2 separate regions of the Homo sapiens genome follow, and region 1 is linked to region 2. The links are chromatin contacts, found by Hi-C or POLR2A ChIA-PET in ENCODE. All regions are on one chromosome and are shown on one strand. The core of a region is the stretch at or near the end of the contact, and the rest is flanking DNA. Distances in the headings are between cores, read along the strand shown.

Region 1 (4,843 bases), core at 1,933-4,432, 210 kb after region 2:
TCTTCACCACCACCCACTGTCAATGCTTGCAACCTTCCAGACATTTTTCCAGGTTCATATTAAACTACATACATACAGGTGTAAAAGCCTGGCCTCAACTCTGATTTGTAAGAAAAATTATTAATATTTAGAGGATGTATTCTAGCTTCATGAAAAAATTACTCCTAGTCCATCAACCCCTTCTATTCTCCCTTCCATCATGGTTGCATCTAAACTTGGTAATGGTTAGAAAAGTATCTGGTCCTCTAAATCATCTGCGCCATAGGCATTTAGGAAGAAAACTCTTGTTCCCATCTTTTCAGCTGTTTAGAACTGGAGACTACCTTTGCCACATTAAGGCTGGAAGATTAAAAATCAGTCTTCTATCTGTAGTGCTATTATAGCAAGAGAATTCCTGCAGTGCCATCCAGGTTCTTAGCTGCTAAAACTCCCTTTGGGGTCTTTCACCTTCTGGGTACTGCCTGGGAGAGATAGCTTCACTCAAAGGAATCCACAGTCCCATTGCTTGCTCCATTTGTCCTGTCCTCTCAGTTCAAAGAATTTTTGTTTTGTTTTGCTTTTTAGGCTCGGGGGTAGGATGGGAGAGAAGACTCAGAAATCCCTCTGTTCCCCTAAAGCTTGGATGCTTTTAAAAAGCAGAGGTAGGAAGAGACATGTAGGTGATATTTCCACCTTTTGTCCACTTACATCTTTCTGCTGAGGTAATGCGTCTAGAATAGCCACGTTAGAAACAGGAGGGAACGAGGAGACAGTGAAATTATTAGGATAATATTACAAAAAGAAATCATTTTGTACTTATTCTACATGAATTATATCATCCTATATGAATTATTCTGTAAACTTCTTTTTCTTCTTATCAATATGCCTTGGTGAGTTTTCTATGTTGTTATATGTAGTTCAACATTATTCATTCAATAACAATTTATTGAGTCCCTATAGTACACCAGGCAATATCTACTGGGGGCTCCCTATATGCCACTGGAGAAACGGGCTACATCTCTATTCTCATCAGTCTTACGTTTTAGAGAGGGAGAAAGATAATAGCCAAATAAGCATGTGCATAACTAATATAATAACATGAAGTGATATGTGCTATGAAGACAAAGAAAGTGGGTGAAAGGATATAGGCAGGAGTGGCATTTCAGTCAGAGAAGGCCACTCTGCTGAGGCAAAATCATTGCTTTTCACTGTTTCATAGCATCACATTTCCCTAAAAAAGGATAGTAAGGTTTATTTCCCATTTTTTTTGGCTATTACAAGTCATGTTGTAATATTTACCTCCTCGTGCACACAAATAGTAGTACTTTGAGTAGACACTGAAAAGTGGAATTACTAGGTCATATTGGCAAACTGCTCTCTGAAATGGATGTGTTAACTTGCACTCCCATCAGAAACTGCATGTTCCCTACACCTCTTTTAATAGTTAATACTATCAAAATTATTAATTTTACCAATGTGATATATGAAAAAATGATATCTCAGCTATTTTTAATTAGCACTTCTCTTATTACTCTTTAGTTTGAATATCACTTCATACGTTTATTAAACATTCATTTTTCCTATCTTGTAAAATGACATTTTATTTCCTTTGCCCATGTGTTTATGGGATTTTCTGTCTTTTTCTTTGGATTTGTTGGCATTCACGTATTCAATTTGTCTTACATATGTTGCAAATATTGTATCTAATTCTTTGTCATATAGAACTTTATTTATTCATGTGCTGAATGTATCCATGTATCCCTTTAGTGGTCATATATTTCTCAGTTCTTGAGTTTTTAAATTCAAATTCAGTGTATGTTTGTTAAGTATTCCCTATATATAAGACATCGTGCTAGGCAGTTTGAAAGACAGCAAAGTAAATGAGATATGTTGTCTGCCCTCATGAATCTCACAACTTAGTGGTGGAGACACATGAAAACAAATACCTGTAAAGCCTAGGGCCTTGATCATCCAGAAAATACCATAAAAAGAATTGCTATGGTAGAGCAATGCCTAAGTCAGAACCAGGCACCGAGGAATTTTTCACAGATGCAGTAGCTCTGAAGAGAAAACAGCCTTTTGTAAGATACGGGTGAGGGTAAAGACCTTCATCTTAGAAGAAACAGCACAAGCCAAGGCAGAATATGCAGTAAGGAAAGGATAGAGAGAAATTTCTAAGAAAGCTGGACAGTGGGTGTGTGGTTAGGAATAAAAGGAGTGTGGCAGAGAATAGACTGAAAAGGTAGGATGCAACTATTTAATCTTTTACCCATTAATAAGAAATACTGATAAATTCCACACTTCCTAGTCTTTTTGAAAAGTAGTCATTAAAGAAAAGAACAATTAACTGTGAGAAGTTAAGCACAAAGCTGGAGTGATTGGGTGAACACAGATAGCCTTGCTCTAGTGTTCGATGGCAGCTGAAGATGGATTGTCACACAGCCTGTGTGTATGTGTGTGCACTACCGGTGGATCTGCTGGTTTCGACCTGGCCAGAGCCCTTGCCCAAGAACAGCTGCAATTTGCAAGTCTTCTTAAATCTGTTTTACCATCCTGCAGAGGTAAGAGTTGGATAATTTATGCCCTATGACTTCACAGTCCTCTGGGGAGGCTGCCAAGGAAAGCATGTTTTGGATAGAAATCTTAAAAAAAAGCAAAAAAAAAAAAAAAAAAAAAAAAAGTAAAAACCTAAGCCCAGTTTGGCATAGGGCTAAGGTTTCACATCCAACTCCTCCCTAGGATCTGCCATTTAATCATCCTCCAGGATGCAAGGGCTGCCATGGGTTACTGGGGATAGCGATTAGGCACCCTTGGGCTGCATCAGCAAACACCCTCTCCTGATAGGCAGTTGGAAAGTAATGGGATTTGGGTTTTAGTTGTGAGAGAATGATGGAAAATGTTACAAACAGCTGACCTCCTTTGCCCCTACTGAAATAGCAGCCTTCCTCTGCACATTTATATGTTGCTTTGGGGAGAGTGACAAAAGACAGATGCTTCTTGCTGGAATGCCAGTTGCTTAATCATTCTTTCTGGTCCCAAGACATTTACTGTAGCTTCTTGGAGCTGACATCTTGGGCCACTCCTTGGTTTTCAATGTCTTGTAAATTGTGTTGCAATTTTCCATTACATGGAATATGGGAAAGTTTGTGGGAGAGTTTTTTTGAAGGTGTTATGTCGCAGATGGTGTCCTCAGCAAAAAGCCTTAAAGTTGGGAGTGCAGGAATTGCAAATAAACTGTAAGCTCTGCAGTGAGACACACACACAAAAGACCTGGTCTGGCTCCTGTCTCCCACACGGCTTCACTCAGGTCCGCGGAAGTGTTTATGTCCATTCCAAGGCTCGGCAGTAACATCTGAGATTAATCTTCTCAACAGCATGACCTGACCACGCAGTGCCCACGACAGAGGAGACCTGCTTCCTCTCCAGGTTCTGTGGCCTCACAGCACCCAGGAAGCAGCATGGTAGATAAAATGTCCTTCAGAAGTATAGTAAACTCTCATCTTAGCCACAGACTGCCCTCCTCAGCAGGTCTCTTGCTGTCTGTTTTCAGAAAGATAACATTAAGGAGAAACTGAAAAGTTTTGATGTAGTCAGGCATTTTTATTATGTTAAGAAACAAGAGTAAACGATTAGTCTCATAATCACATACAACCTGTTTCCCAGGAGGATGGCATGCTTAGGAACAGGCAAATCATGACAGTGATTTGGAAAGATATTCATATTGTTTTCCCTTAAAAGTCATAACATTTGGTTGAACTTCACGATTCCTCTTGTTTTAGTGTTATCTTGTTAAATTTACTTTTTCTGAATGTGAGCCTGTGAATGTTTTTTGTCACCCTCCTGTCATATTTACAAATTCTCTTGATTAGCCCCATGACCTCCTTCCCCTGTGCAGAGATGCTTATTTCTTTCCTCCCTGGTGACTATTATACTCTGAAGAGCTCCCTCCTCAACATGTGGGAGCTTCAAACTGAAGAAGTCACAACTAAAAATGTTTTATCTGTGTGTTGGCCCCCCATGTCTTAAGGAGAAGAGACATTCTAGGGAGGAACACACCAATGTGTGCATGAGGAGCATTTGGAAACAGGTAGGATGGATAATAAGACTTTGGGTTTCTATGACACTTTTCACAAGGACATTTAGAAATGTATAAAGATTATTCCCCAAGCCCTCTCTTCAACTGGGTTAAGAGCAAGAATAATTTTCATGTTTTATCAAGAAAAACCAGAATAAGGAGAATTGTCTCTACTCTGCCAGCTTTACCCAGCTCAGAAACCAAGTCCCACCCTTCTGAGATTAGAGACATCGTCTGTCAGACTCACTGCCTCTCCCCAGCCTCTCTTTGGTTCTCTACTTTGTATAAACCAATGTTCTTGGCTCCTTATTTAATCTTAAAATCAATGTTGGGTGAATCAGTCAGAATATTTGGACATTCTGTTCAGAAAACATTGTAAATTGATCAAGATTTGCTTGTCCTGCAAAACTCTCCTGGCATTCTTAATAGCAGTCTTCTGTCCTCAGATGACCTCATGAAATGTAGAGTTTGTGTGAGGAGATGATATGGACAATTTCCCCATTGCCCTGAAAGAGACACACCCTGTTACACTACTTTGCCTTCATCCATGCTGTCCTCTCTTCCCAGCATGCCTTTCTTCCCTGCCTGCGTCCACCTTCAATGTTCTTATGTGCCTTCTAAAATTAAGTTTGACTACTATCATCCCCCTCATCAAGGCTTCACACACATACTTCATTTCTCCTTCTTAACAAAGCCCCAATTTTGTTCAAGTCCCACTCACTCCTCTCCCACAAGATGTGTGTCTGAAGAAAGGTGTTGATCTTAGTCCCATCTGCATGAAAGGACTAA
Region 2 (4,688 bases), core at 1,753-4,252:
AAAGAGAAAAAAAAGAAGCAGCAGCAACGAAAGGAGGGAGGAAGGGAGAAAGTTTACTTTGATATGCCATATGATTGAAACAAATGCTCTTTTTTCAAAGACAAGGATTATACTCCTTTGCATTCCAGCTACTTTGGTCCATTGTAACTTGGTAACCTTTGCCTTGAAAACAAAAAGAATCCCTGGATATAATCTCCTTCCTTGTAATTTTTTTTATAAGATGCCAGTATGGTAATAGGTCCATTAGCAAGTAAGTACAGGCACATCTTATTTTATTATACTTCTCAGATACTGCATTTTTTACAAATTGAAGGTTTGTGGCAACCCTGCATCAAGGAAGTCTGTTGACATCATTTTTGCAATAGTATGTACTCACTTTATGTCTCTGTGTCACATTTTGGTAATTCTTGCCATATTTCACACTGTTTCATTATTATCTCTGTTATTAAAATCTGTAGTCAACGATCTTTGATGTTGCTATTATAATTACTGGGGGCACCATGAACCACACTTATATAACACAGTAAACTTAATAAATGTGTGTATGTTCTGATTGCTCCAACAACCAACCTTTCTCCAATCTTTCTCCTTCTTCTCAGGCCTCCTTAGTCCCTGAGACACAATATTGAAAGTAGATCAATTAATAACCCTAAAATAGCCTCCAGGTATTTCAAGTGAGAGGAAGTTGCAATCTTTCACTTTAAATCAAAAGCTAGAAATGAATAAGCTTAGTGAGGAAGGTGTGTCAAAAGCTGAGACAGGCTGAAAGCTAAGCCTCTTATGCCAAACAACCAAGTTGTAAATGCAAAGGAAAAGTTCTTGAAGGAAATTAAAAGTGCTACTTTGTGAATGCATGAATGATAAAAAAGTAAAACAGCCTTACTGCTGATATGGAGAAACTTTGAGTCATCTGAATAGAAGATCAAGCCAGCCACAAAATTCCCTTAAGCCAAAGCCTAGTTCAGAGCAAGGCCCTAACTCTCTTCAATTCTATGAAAGCTAAAGGGAGGTGAGGAAGCTTCAGAAAAAAAGTTTGAAGGTAGCAGAGTCTGGTTCATGAGTTTGAAGAAAAGAAGCCTTGTGCATCCATAAAAGTGCAAAGTAAAGCAGCAAATGTTGATGTAGAAGCTGCAGTAAGTTATCCAGAAGATCTAGTTAAGATAATTAATGAAAGTGGCTACACTAAACAATAGATTTTCAAAAGAGATGAAACAGCCTTATATTGGAAGAAGATGCCATCTCAGACTTACGTATCTAGAGAGGAGTAGTCAATGCCTCACTTCAAAGCTTCAACCAACAGGCTTACTCCTTGTTAGAAGTTAACGCAGCTGGTGATTTTAAGTTGAAATCAATGCTCATTTACCATTTCCCCAAATCCTACGACTTTTCAGAATTATGCTAAATCTAATCTGCCTGTGCTCTATAAATGGAGCAACAAAGCCTGAATGACAGCATGTCTATGGACAGCATGGTTTACTGGACATTTTAAGCTCACTTTTTGAGTCTTACTGCTCAGAAAAAAAAAGAATCTTTTAAAAATATTGCTGTTCGGGCCGGGCGCAGTGGCTCATGCCTGTAATCCCAGCACTTTGGGAGGCCGAGGCCAAAGTCAGTAGTTCGAGACCACCCTGACTAACATGGTGAAACCCCATCTCTACTAAAAATACAAAAATAAGCTGGGTGTAGTGGTGGGCGCCTGTAAATCCAGCTACTCAGGGGTCTGAGGCAGGAGAATCACTTGAACCCCGGAGGCAGAGGTTGCAGTGAGCCAAGATCGCACCACTGCACTCCAGCCTGGGTGACAGAGCGAGACTCCATCTCGAAAAAAATATATATATATATAATATATATTATATATTTTATATATGTATATAAAATATATATATAAATGATCAGTTCCAGACCACTATAATATATATATATATAGCTGTTCACTGACAATATACCCAGTCACCCAAGAACTTGGATAGAGATATACAAGGAGATTAATATTTTCGTGCCTGCTAACACAATACCTATTGTGCAGCACAGGAATCAAGGAGTCATTTGCACTTTTCGTAAGACTATAACTGTCACAGATTGTGATCCCGCTAATGGATCTGGGCAAAGCAAATTAAAAACCTGGAAAGGATTCACCATTCTAGATGCTGTTAAGAACATCGTGATTCATGGGAGAAGGTCAAAATAGGAAGATCAATGAGTTCGGAAACTGATTCCATCCCTCATGGATGATTTTAAGAGGCCCAAGACTTCATTGGAGGAAGCTCTGCTATAGACATAGTGGAAATAGCAAGAGAACTGGAATTAGAAGTGGAGCCTGAAGATGTGACTGAATTGCTGCAATCTCATTACAAAAGTTTAATAGATGAAGACTTGCTTCTTATGAATGAACGAAGAAAGTGATTTCTTGAGATGGAATCTACTCGCGTAAGTTGCTATGTACATTATTGAAATGACAACAAAGGATTTACAACATTACATAAATTTCATTAATAAAGCAGCAACAGGGTTTGAGAGGATTGGCTCCAATTTCAAAAGAAGTTGTACTACTGGTAAAATGCTATCATACAGCATCACATGCTGCAGAGAAATCTTTCATGAAGAAAAAGTCAATCGAAGTGGCAAACTTCATTGCTGTCTTATTTTAAGAAATTGCCACCATCACCCCCAACCTTCAGTAACCACCACCCTGATCATTCAGCAGCCATCAACATCAATGCAAAAAGATTATGATCATTAGCAATTTTTAGCAATAAAGTATTTTTAAAATAAAACATGTACATTTTTTGGACATAAAGCTATTATACACTTAATAGACTACTAAAGAGTGTAAACATAACTTTTATATGCACTGAGAAACCAAAAATTTTGTGTGACTCACTTTATTGCGATATCCACTTTATTATGGTGGTCTGGAACTGATCCTGTAATATCTCCATGGTATGCCTGTGCTGTACAGGGGGTAAAGTGTGAGGGGTCAAGAATTTTCATGCCAGAAATTCCATAGCAGCCTACTAGAACTCTGGAAGTATCGCCTTTGGCTGCAGTGCCAGATTCTGGTGAGGATTTCCTGGACCCCGATTTATATCTGAAAAAACACTAAAAATAACAGAAGCAGGGCAGGAAGTGGCTATGATAACAAAGCTGGGCTTGGTACTTTCTCTGGCTTTTGTGGCCAATATTACTGGACTCCCGTGGTATCAAGTTTCATAAAAGAAACTCATACAAAGCAGAGATATCTTAATTATTTTCAGACTGGCATTTCAAAAAGTGTCAATTTAAGTAAGTATTATAAGTTATTTGTTCTTTGTTTTATCTTTTCAGATGTTTCTTGAAAACATTGTGGTGTGATCTTTAACAGAGTTTTCACTTACCAATTAATACAAAAAATAAGAAAAAGCTTTAAATACATATTTTATAAAATTTTATATGCCAAATAAGGTCCTTCATATAAGAAAAGGAAAATAATATCAATTTTCAGTACTATTATTTAGCACTAGAGCCCCTCCAGTTAGAAAAACAATTCTTTTAAATGTCTTTATGATTTGAGGTTTCAATAATAACTCATGAATAGGTGAAAGTTTGCTATTTATTTAGTCTTAGAAAAACACTGAAAGAAAAAGGCAGGAAATGTAGTACGCAGTGTGGAAGAATGGAGCTGGCCACATGTAGTTTTAGCAGCTGCAGAGGAAACTGGCTGAGTCTAAGGTTACATATTTCTGCTCAGTAAGGGTATCCATGGTGATAACTCTCATGATGACGGTAGTCATCCTGGTAACCATCCTGGTATCCTTGGTGGTAACTATGGTAACCATAGCCTGCATACTCATCTTCTGGGCAGCGCATCCCCAGTGACTGCTGAATCGCCATTTCCTGTCTCCGAAGTTGCATCGAATCAATTAAATCGTACACAATCACCATGGACCACATTGGGGAAGGATACCAGGATTTGACATTTCCGTCTTTTCCGACTAGAAGCATGGAGAAGTACTCCGGGCTCACTTGAAAATAGTTACGAATGTCTTTCACCAAATGGGCTGGTACGTCTTCTCGCTCAACAACAGAGCTCCCTAGAATAACATTGGAATAGTTATTGTTAGTAGATTAAACAGTCAGAGCCCATGAAAACATTAAAGTGTGAGGAAATTACTGTGAGAATAGGGAGGACCCATGAGCCTCTTCTCTTTAGTTCAAAATCTAATTAAAGAAGTTTGCTGGGGCTTTTTCTACTAGAAATTAAATGTCCCTGCTTTCTGCAACACGATTAGGGTCAAACTTTGGGGCACTCGATGTGTCTTTTGTAGGAATGTTACAAAGTATAAAACCAATTCCTTAATTTAATCCTGGCAAGACTAATTTCTTTAAAATTTGTCACTAACAAGGATTATATAGTTTATCTTTCTAAGTTTATTTCCAATTAGCTTAGTTACTTCTCTGTAACTACAGCTTACCTTTTGACACATCTTAATGATAAAAAGCTTATTTCATTGTTAAAAGTGAAAATATCAATTCTGTTAAGATCTAGAGGAATATTTAAACTATTGTGAATAGTGAAAAGAATAGAGGGGAAGGAGAAAAGGAGCTGACACTTTCAAGTCTGCTGTGTCCGGCATTCTGCCAAGTATTTTACACACATTATTTAAAGAGCTTGGTCTTGGAAGAAAGGACTGGATTTGCTTTCTGAAAAC

Evidence for each region. Hi-C counts contacts between places; a loop is a spot of excess contacts on that map. ChIA-PET counts read pairs that join two places held with the same protein, here RNA polymerase II (POLR2A).
Region 1: a map of heart right ventricle shows a loop between it and region 2 (2.9-fold over the local background). The contact joins two enhancer-like sites. A Hi-C loop is called at or near these places in 1 of 168 maps with a recorded cell type or tissue (heart right ventricle). POLR2A ChIA-PET finds 5 or more read pairs at or near these places in 1 of 52 experiments (activated T-cell).

What each region holds. Positions count from the first base shown.
Region 1 is chr3:112,808,754-112,813,596 of GRCh38, forward strand. All of the region lies in intron 1 of CD200R1L-AS1 (CD200R1L antisense RNA 1), which reads left to right. Among named protein-coding and RNA genes, the nearest start is that of CD200R1L-AS1, 8.7 kb to the left of the region's middle. Within about 2 kb of position 3,183, at least 6 of the 41 ENCODE cell types and tissues checked have a DNase peak (open chromatin) inside an H3K27ac peak, as active enhancers do.
Region 2 is chr3:112,601,694-112,606,381 of GRCh38, forward strand. CCDC80 (coiled-coil domain containing 80) reads right to left here. Exons shown (of 8, transcript NM_199511.3): 8 at 1-4,070. The coding sequence ends at 3,724. Among named protein-coding and RNA genes, the nearest start is that of CCDC80, 37 kb to the right of the region's middle. RefSeq lists an enhancer at 2,195-2,364. Within about 2 kb of position 3,003, at least 5 of the 41 ENCODE cell types and tissues checked have a DNase peak (open chromatin) inside an H3K27ac peak, as active enhancers do.